2 separate regions of the Homo sapiens genome follow, and region 1 is linked to region 2. A link is a loop called in an ENCODE intact Hi-C map of the cell type or tissue named here. Cell type or tissue: A673. All regions are shown on one strand. Each heading gives the region's core, and the rest is flanking DNA. Links, peaks and the distances in the headings are about the cores only. Region 1 overlaps ADAMTS20 (ADAM metallopeptidase with thrombospondin type 1 motif 20). Region 2 has its middle 55 kb from the start of NELL2.

Region 1 (4,400 bases), core at 311-4,310, 1.5 Mb after region 2:
TCCACCTTCAGTCTTGGGAGGGTGTTTGTGTCCAGGAGTTTATCCATTTCTTCTAGGTTTTCTAGTTCATGTGCATAGAGGTGTTCATAGTAGCCTCTGAGAGTTATCTATATTTCTGTGGGGTCAGTGGTAAATCCCCTTTGTCATATCTGATTGTATGTATTTGGATCTTCTCTCTTTTCTTCATAATTAGTCATTCTTATAATATTGATTGTAATTGTGTCTTGAAGGCAGCTGGTTGTGATCACGTGTTAAACTCCAGTGCCAAGATAGACAAATGTGGAGTGTGTGGTGGGGACAACTCTTCATGCAAGACAATAACAGGTGTCTTCAACAGTTCTCATTATGGTAAGTTGTGTATTTGTTTCTAGATTTCGCTTTTATTTAGTATAATAATGGAGTCTGTAAAGAAGGTGTAACAGTAATTCTTTGTTACTGTTTTGTCTACTCTATACCCTTAGTCCAAAATGATTGTTAAGGAAAAATTTCCTAAATATAAAAAAATTAAATACTGTATTAGACCAGATGTATCCTTGATTAATGAATTCACCTGCCCCAGGCAAATCTGATTCTTAAAAATGTATTAGGTGCATTTCTTAGAGTAAATTCAGTGCTATTTGACTGTGATGTGTGATATGTGAATAATCCTCCCATTAATGAAATGGTTTTTTCCCTATAACCTAAAATGTATATATTTGTGATTTTTCCCAGGAAACTTGCTTTCAAATATTTTCATTACTTGAATCACTTTCTTTTTTTGGTATGACTTGACCTATCTGTTACATTTCTTATTAATAGTACATAGAAAATGTTGATTGAAGGTGAAGGGTGAAACCATTATCTTATATATTTTCTGAATTAAATGTTTCAGAATTATTGTCACATTTGATTTTCCAGGCAGTATCTGGATCACATATTGGCCATAATTTAATTTTTCTCCAAAATATCATGAGACTATGTAAAGTATTTTCCATTGTAATGTTTTCTGGGCAATTTTTTTTTGTTTTTATGATAATTAAAGCAGATCTTTAAAACTTTCTTTGCAAATTAAATTTATTTCTTACAACCTTATTTATTCATTTATTTATTTAGAGACAGGGTGCTACTCTGTTGCCCAGGCTGTAGTACAGTGGCACAATCATAGCTCATTGCAGCTGTGAACTCTTGAGCTCCAGCAATCTTTCCACCTCCTCATCCCCAGTACCTAGAACTACAGGTGTTCACCACCATGCCCATCTAATTTGTGTGTGTGTGTGTGTGTGTGTAGAGATGGGTCTCAATGTATTGCTAGGTTGGTCTCAAACTCCTAGCCTCAAGGGATCCTTCCATCTCGGCCTCCCAAAGTCCTGAAATTACAAGCATGAACCACCACACCTAGCCTATTTTTTACAGTCTGACTGTTCAGCTTTAAATTGTGTTCATGTGTGTTCAAATTGTTACTTACTTCCATTAAAACAGTATAATTTAAAACTTAATATTTATGTTTTTATGTATGTGAAAAACATAGTACATTTTATACTCTGATATTTACAAATCTCGGTTACTAGATGATTTGATATATGATTTTTCTAGTTATTTCTTGGGAGCTACACACATTTGATTCCCTTCTATAATGCATGGCACATACTTATTACAGTCTGTATTTACTGAAAAATATTTTTTCCAGGATAAAGCCACATGAACCAAATTAAGATCAAATATGTAATCTTGTGAAAATTGTACTGTGCATTAATCAGTTTGCAAATAGAACAATGCGTTAAACTCATTTGCAAGGTCTGATTAGCATTTGTCACATTTCTGCCCCCTGGTGGTAGCCTTCATCTTGTCACCTTTGCAATGCCTTAGGCTTGCTTTCTTGAAAAAAATATAATAAATAGTAAAGATATAAATAGTAAAAGTAGTGGGTAAGAATATTTTATAGTGAAAAGGAGGTTAATTAAAATTATTCTTGTAGGTCAATAACCTACAACCAGTAGGCATATAGTGTATACCGAATCATGAAACTATTTCTTATCGTCTTACACTAAAAATGTGATGCCTTAGATATAAATAAGTCTGCTCTAAAACACATGCAAGATAGTCTGACATTAGGGTTGTAAATTTAAGCTCTTTTTGAACTGTCTTCTTAAGTTAATTCCATATTTATCAAAGGTAGTGTATGAGAAAAATTACTTTTTACTCATGGTGCAGTTAACTAGGAGGAAATCCTAATAAATAAGGAAAAGGAAAAACTTAGAATAATATCCTTAGAGTATAACTAATTGTATATTTAAAAACCTGCGTATTTGGACAACTATGTAATGTGAGTGTTTTTAGTTTTCATGAAAATGTTTTTTCTTAATATATGTTAGATAAAATGTTTCCTCTTTTGAGCAGTGCCAATGTCGCTGAATTTGGCTTCATAAAATGGAAATATTACATTCATTTCACTTGAGTAAACTTTTTACTTTTCTCATAACAAGTTTATTAGTATTCTTGTAAAAATAATGTAAAATTTGGGGAATAGATGAAGAGATTCCTGCTTATACTACAAACTAAAACTTGAGCTTTAAACTTTTTCTTTTTTTATGATTTTTCAATAATGAAATTGAAAAATTTCATTATTTTGCTGTTTACTGAGTCTGTGTGAATATATCATAGCAATGACCAATTATTTTAATATCTCCTGGACTTGTGAATTGTATTTGAAATCTTCTATTTTTTTCCCAGTATAAAATATAAAAGCATTAACAAAGCTTAAAAATGGGTATGTGTACTAAGGGTCTCAGGAGCTAAAATACTAGCTTCATTCCATTCTATATTAAGAATATTAGAAGTAGGAAAAGATTAGGAAAAGTTAAGAATCTTAAACTCTGTTTCTTGACAACAACCACTTTTTCTCAATCCTCAGTAATTTGTGTAAGGTACTGACTCAAAAAGAATAACCACTGTGTAATTTTGTAAAGACACAACAAAATTAAGTCTGACTATGCTATTCGAATTTTTCATCCATTCAGCAGTAATAACCTCTGGGCCATCTGCTTTTTGTGAAATTTAACATATGTAAAATTATATTGCAGGTTATAATGTTGTTGTAAAGATTCCCGCAGGAGCAACAAACGTTGACATTCGTCAGTACAGCTATTCTGGACAACCAGATGACAGTTACCTTGGTAAACATTTCTCGTAAACAACAGCCAGTATGTGGCTTATGTGCAATTTCATGGAAGTCTGTAGTTGATGTGAATTCTTGGAAAACAGGAGTCCCTTTAGCAAGCATGCAATTTCATTTCATACTGAGCTTAGCGCTCCCTATACATATGTTCTTAAGCACTCAAAAATGTATTACTTAAAAAAAAAAAACTTAATGAAATTCTGAACAATAATTTGTTTTCAGTTTTTTTCTCGTGTATTTTAGATAACCAGAAATTATATTCAATTAGTTGCATGTGTATTTAGAATAAAATTCTCTTCTATCATTTTGTCTAATATTAATTGTAGAATTCTTTGGGGTTAAATGTTTTAAATAATTTTCTTAATTTTTTTTTACTATGTAGCTAAAGTATTTAAATACAGTTTTGTAAAAGCTCTTGTATTTAAAAAAGTCAGAAAAAGAACTGTGGTTTCACATTTTTATATGTTAATGAATGTAGTCACAGTATATTGTCTGTTAGCTATTTCTAAAGTATAAACTTAATTTATGTTATTTATTTTTAGAAATTAGCTTTCAGGCTTAAAGAATTTCACTTTAGACACAAACATGAAAATGATGCTTTAAAAACCTTTTCCTTCTGCCTGTGAAATATCTTAATAGCGAGTTATCTATAATTCACCAAGCTGGAGTAGGTAGGTAATGGTGCAGAGCTGATATTGAGAAAGCATCTGCTGTACATTAATAAGATGTGAAATATTGACTCAAATAATTAACTTATGTAACTGGCAATCTGAATCTATAATGAACAGCCTATCTCAGGAATTGCATTTGGAACTATAAAGCCAAATGTAAGGGGAACAACTGCTTAATGAGTACAAGGTTTCCTTCTGGGGTGAACAGGTTTTGGAACTAGATAGAGGTGATGGTTGTACGTCATCGTGAATATACTAAATGCCATTGAACTGTTCGTTTAATGATGGTTAATTTTATGTTATATCAGTTTCACCTCAATACAAGATGCAAAATATTTATTAAAATCAAACATAAATAGTTTGATTTATTAGCCTTTTACATTTAGTTGAAATTCTTTTCCTTGTGCTAAAAATATTGCTTCAGTACATTTACATAGATATATGCTACCATATTGGAGATAAATAATTTAATAGGTATCTCTTAGATTCCAAATGTAGACAAATATATCTTTCTGGGACTGGATCACAGGTTATTCTCAACTTTAAAAATTAGAAATGTTGGCTGTGCATGGTGG
Region 2 (4,400 bases), core at 205-4,204:
CCTGGTGGTGACAAAATCTCTCACCATTTGCTCGTCTGTAAAGTATTTTATTTCTCCTTCACTTATGAAGCTTAGTTTGGCTGGATATGAAATTCTGGGTTGAAAATTCTTTTCTTTAAGAATGTTGAATATTGGCCCCCACTCTCTTCTGGCTTGTAGAGTTTCTGCCGAGAGACCAGCTCTTATTCTGATGGGCTTCCCTTTGTGGGTAGCCTGACCTTTCTCTCTGGCTGCCCTTAACATTTTTTCCTTCGTTTCAACTTTGGTGAATCTGACAATTATGTGTCTTGGAGTTGCTCTTCTCGAGGAGTTTCTTTGTGGCATTCTCTGTATTTCCTGAATATGAATGTTGGCCTGCCTTGCTAGATTGGGGAAGTTCTCCTAGATATTATCCTGCGGAGTGTTTTCCAACTTGGTTCCATTCTCCCTGTCACTTTCAGGTACACCAATCAGACGTAGATTTGGTCTTTTCACATAGTCCCATATTTCTTGGAGGCTTTGTTCGTTTCTTTTTATTCTTTTTTCTCTAAACTTCCCTTTTCACTTCATTTCATTCATTTTGTCTTCCATCAGTGATACCCTTTCTTCCAGTTGATCACATTGGCTCCTGAGGCTTCTGCATTCTTCACATAGTTCTCGAGCCTTGGCTTTCAGCTCCATCAGCTCCTTTAAGCACTTCTCTGTATTGGTTATTCTAGTTATACATTCGTCTACTTTTTTTTCAAAGTTTTTAACTTCTTTGCCTTTGGTTTGAGTTTCCTCCTGTAGCTCGGAGTAGTTTGATCGTCTGAAGCCTTCTCTCACCTCGTCAAAGTCATTCTCCGTCCAGCTTTGTTCCATTGCTGGTGAGGAGCTGCGTTCCTTTGGAGGAGGAGAGGCGCTCTGCTTTTTAGAGTTTCCAGTTTTTCTGCTCTGTTTTTTCCCCATGTTTGTGGTTTTATCTACTTTTGGTCTTTGATGATGGTGATGTACAGATGGGTTTTTGGTGTGGATGTCCTTTCTGTTTGTTAGTTTTCCTTCTAACAGACAGGACCCTCAGCTGCAGGTCAGTTGGAATTTGCTAGAGGTCCACTCCAGACCGTGTTTGCCTGGGTATCAGCAGCAGTGGCTGCAGAACAGCGGATTTTCGTGAACCGCGAATGCTGCTGTCTGATCGTTCCTCTGGAACTTTTGTCTCAGAGGAGTACCCGGCCGTGTGAGGTGTCAGTCTGCCCCTACTGGGGGGTGCCTCCCAGTTAGGCTGCTTGGGGGTCAGGGGTCAGGGACCCACTTGAGGAGGCAGTCTGCCTGTTCTCAGATCTGCAGCTGCGTCCTGGGAGAACCACTGCTCTCTTCAAAGCTGTCAGACAGGGACACTTAAGTCTGCAGAGGTTACTGCTGTCTTTTTGTTTGTCTGTGCCCTGCCCCCAGAGGTAGAGCCTACAGAGGCAGGCAGGCCTCCTTGAGCTGTGGTGGGCTCCACCCAGTTCGAGCTTCCTGGCTGCTTTGTTTACCTAAGCAAGCCTGGGCAATGGTGGGCACCCCTCCCCCCCAGCCTCGCTGCCACCTTGCAGTTTGATCTCAGACTGCTGTGCTAGCAATCAGCGAGACTCCGTGGGTGTAGGACCCTCCGAGCCAGGTGCGGGATATAATCTCCTGGTGCGCCGTTTTTTAAGCCTGTCGGAAAAGCGCAGTTTTAGGGTGTGAGTGACCCGATTTTCCAGGTGCCATCTGTCACCCCTTTCTTTGACTAGGAAAGGGAACTCCCTGACCCCTTGCACTTCCCGAGTGAGGCAATGCCTTGCCCTGCTTCGGCTCGCGCACGGTGTGCTGCAACCACTGTCCTGCACCCACTGTCTGGCACTCCCTAGTGAGGTGAACCTGGTACCTCAGATGGAAATTCAGAAATCACCCATCTTCTGCGTCGCTCATGCTAGGAGCTGTAGACCAGAGCTGTTCCTATTCGGCCATCTTGGCTGCCAGAAGAAATTTTATTAATTGAACAAAGAAGAAGAAAGAAATAAAAACATTCTGATTCCAACTACCCAACCTTATTTCCTCCCAAGCCTCCTTGACTTACTTCCTTCTTTCTGATTATGGGTATTAAAGGATATGCTCCTTTAATAAATATTCAGAAACTGCACCTCAGCCATGTTAAGGGTTTTCTTGTTGCCTTTCAATTTTTGAAAAAGGACACAAAAGTCCAAACTTCCAGATTCTTTCTTTGGTTCCAGGGCAACGTATAATATTAACTTTGTATTTTTCTTTATCTGTGACATAGTCGGCCATAAATCACCTGGTTACTGTATTATATACGTTAGTGTTCTAGCATAATAGTAGTTTTTGCTGTTTGACAGATGTTCCAGACTAAAATGTTGTAAAATAATAGATCATTAAAAGAAACTAGAGTTGATGGCCAAGAAATTCAATTTTTTTCCTAACAGAATCAAAGCATTTCACTAATTAGTTACTTTATTCCACAAGATGGCGCTGTAGTTCTTCCAATTATTTGGAATAGAGCAGCTCAGGGTTTTATTTTTAAAAGTATCCTCCCCTTCCTTCCTTTGTATAAAAGTGACACATAAGAAAGAATGTAAGGCTGTTACTTCATAATAGGCCTGATTTACTATATATTTTAGAGAAGTCCATGGTAATAGCCATAGAAGAGTCAATAACAGGAATTAGTACACAACAAATTATAACCAGAAATGAGATATGATTATTTTTGTGCAGTTTCTTAAATAAACATAGTCTACCCTTTGTTTATATGCTATGAATTAGAAATTATTTTTTAAAGCTTATGGATAGAATTTTAATGTTTTTTAGTACTACTTTGGGTGTTCAAAATCTGAGCTGCTTAACTCACTGGATATTTCTATGTCTTTTGTAATAACTTTTAAAGCTATTGCATAGGGCTTAATCCATTTCTTTATGATAGCCCAGCAATACCAGCATTACCTGGGTCTGTCTGATCTGACAGGAGGGTCTTCTATTAAATTCTGTTTTAAAAAATTCAATTTGTTTAGTCTTGTGCAGAAAAACATATTAGATATGGGACTAATTTCTTTTTAGTAAATATTTTAGTGTTTAATTTGCATCTCAGTTTTGTTCTAAATATTTTTTAGTTGTATCCTTTTGAAGTTAAGACTTGCCAAAGTTCCCAGATAAATTTGCATTTGAATCAGTTTATAGTAATGATTTTGAGCCCTTTTATGTGCAAAGGACAGTTTTAATTGGATCTGCTAGGAAAACAAAATTTTATTATTCCTTTCAAAAAACAAACATTGCTTAAAATAAGTTTGGAAGACTTGTATTTAAAATATTTTGGCAGTGAATTATTTTTAAGTTTCACTTTGATCATACTTGGTAAGTTTAATAAAAATTACATATTGACCCCAAATACTAAAGATTTTAATTAATGCCCTAACACAGTCTCCTTGTTAGAATCAGAAATTTATTAAGTAAAAAGCCCAAACATCAAGGGAAAACAAGTAAATTAGTGTGTGTAATTCTTAATTATGTCTAATTAAAATCAATTTGTAATGCATTTACATTCACAAAATCACGTAAGTTATCAGTGTCTGAGACAACAGTTTGTGTTTATGAATAGCACATTTGTAAGGAGTGAATTAGTTAGTGTGCTAATTAGAAAACTCTTGCAAGAGAAGACAGGTTGTAGTTCATTTTTATCTATTTCTCTCAATTTTGATCTTATAGTGGTGAGTGGGTGGAAAAGCCATGATTAAGTTTAAAAGCTCTGAATGTACATTAGCAGATATGTTTGTTCTTTTAGTTGGTGCTTTAAGTAGTTTAGCCATGTATACACTTATTTCCATTACTACTAATTATGTTTTTGAAAGCCTACTATGTGTCAAGCACATCATGCCTTTATTTAATTCATACAATAGTTGTATGGAACAGGTAGCATTATTCTGCGTTCACAGATGAGGATACTGATGCTTAGAGAAATTTAATAATTCATGAGGGGTCAGACAGCTGGTGAGTGGGGCTTGGGATCTAAAGGCAAGTTCTTATGACTCCAGAGCCTGCACTTTAAACCACTAACGTGCATTGTATTTGCAACTGCCATGTCAGGTAGCTTTTAGTGAAGTCTGCCAATTTTAGTATGAAATATTCTGTTTGTAATGTGTAAGGAGTAGGTCAGGCTTTCTAATTGTGCTGTTTATGTAAGGCACAATAAGGACTTTTGCAAAGGGGACTTGTCAAGTTATCATGATACTGGCTGCAAGCCAGAGGTTTCCTTAGCAAAGTGCTAAGACAAGGGCTACTGGGGTAAAAGGGAAGCTCTTATTTCCTCCTCTTTACCCCCTAAATTGCCCACATCTCACTTTTTCAATGTATAAAGTACAAGCCCACCTAGGTTCTACTGGGTGAACTCTGCGTAAATTTTAAAAATACTT

Evidence for each region. A loop is a pair of places that touch in the nucleus more often than their neighbours do. Peaks named below come from ENCODE experiments on the same cell type or tissue, not always from the same donor. Only the 100,000 strongest peaks of a DNase experiment are listed, where the experiment ranks them.
Region 1: a loop joins it to region 2, with 18 times the contacts of the local background. A loop is called at or near these places in 3 of 110 quality-filtered maps.

Annotation. Positions count from the first base shown.
Region 1 is chr12:43,442,543-43,446,942 of GRCh38, reverse strand. It overlaps ADAMTS20 (ADAM metallopeptidase with thrombospondin type 1 motif 20), which reads left to right. Exons shown (of 39, transcript NM_025003.5): 15 at 231-348; 16 at 3,060-3,152. Among named protein-coding and RNA genes, the nearest start is that of ADAMTS20, 110 kb to the left of the region's middle. In A673, for the core only: CTCF peaks have their summits at 1,611 and 1,812 (motif pointing left); a DNase peak (open chromatin) is centred at 1,792.
Region 2 is chr12:44,929,263-44,933,662 of GRCh38, reverse strand. No RefSeq gene overlaps it. Among named protein-coding and RNA genes, the nearest start is that of NELL2, 55 kb to the right of the region's middle. In A673, for the core only: a CTCF peak has its summit at 2,462 (motif pointing right); DNase peaks (open chromatin) are centred at 2,492 and 4,002; H3K4me3 peaks cover 447 bases; H3K27ac peaks cover 2,310 bases.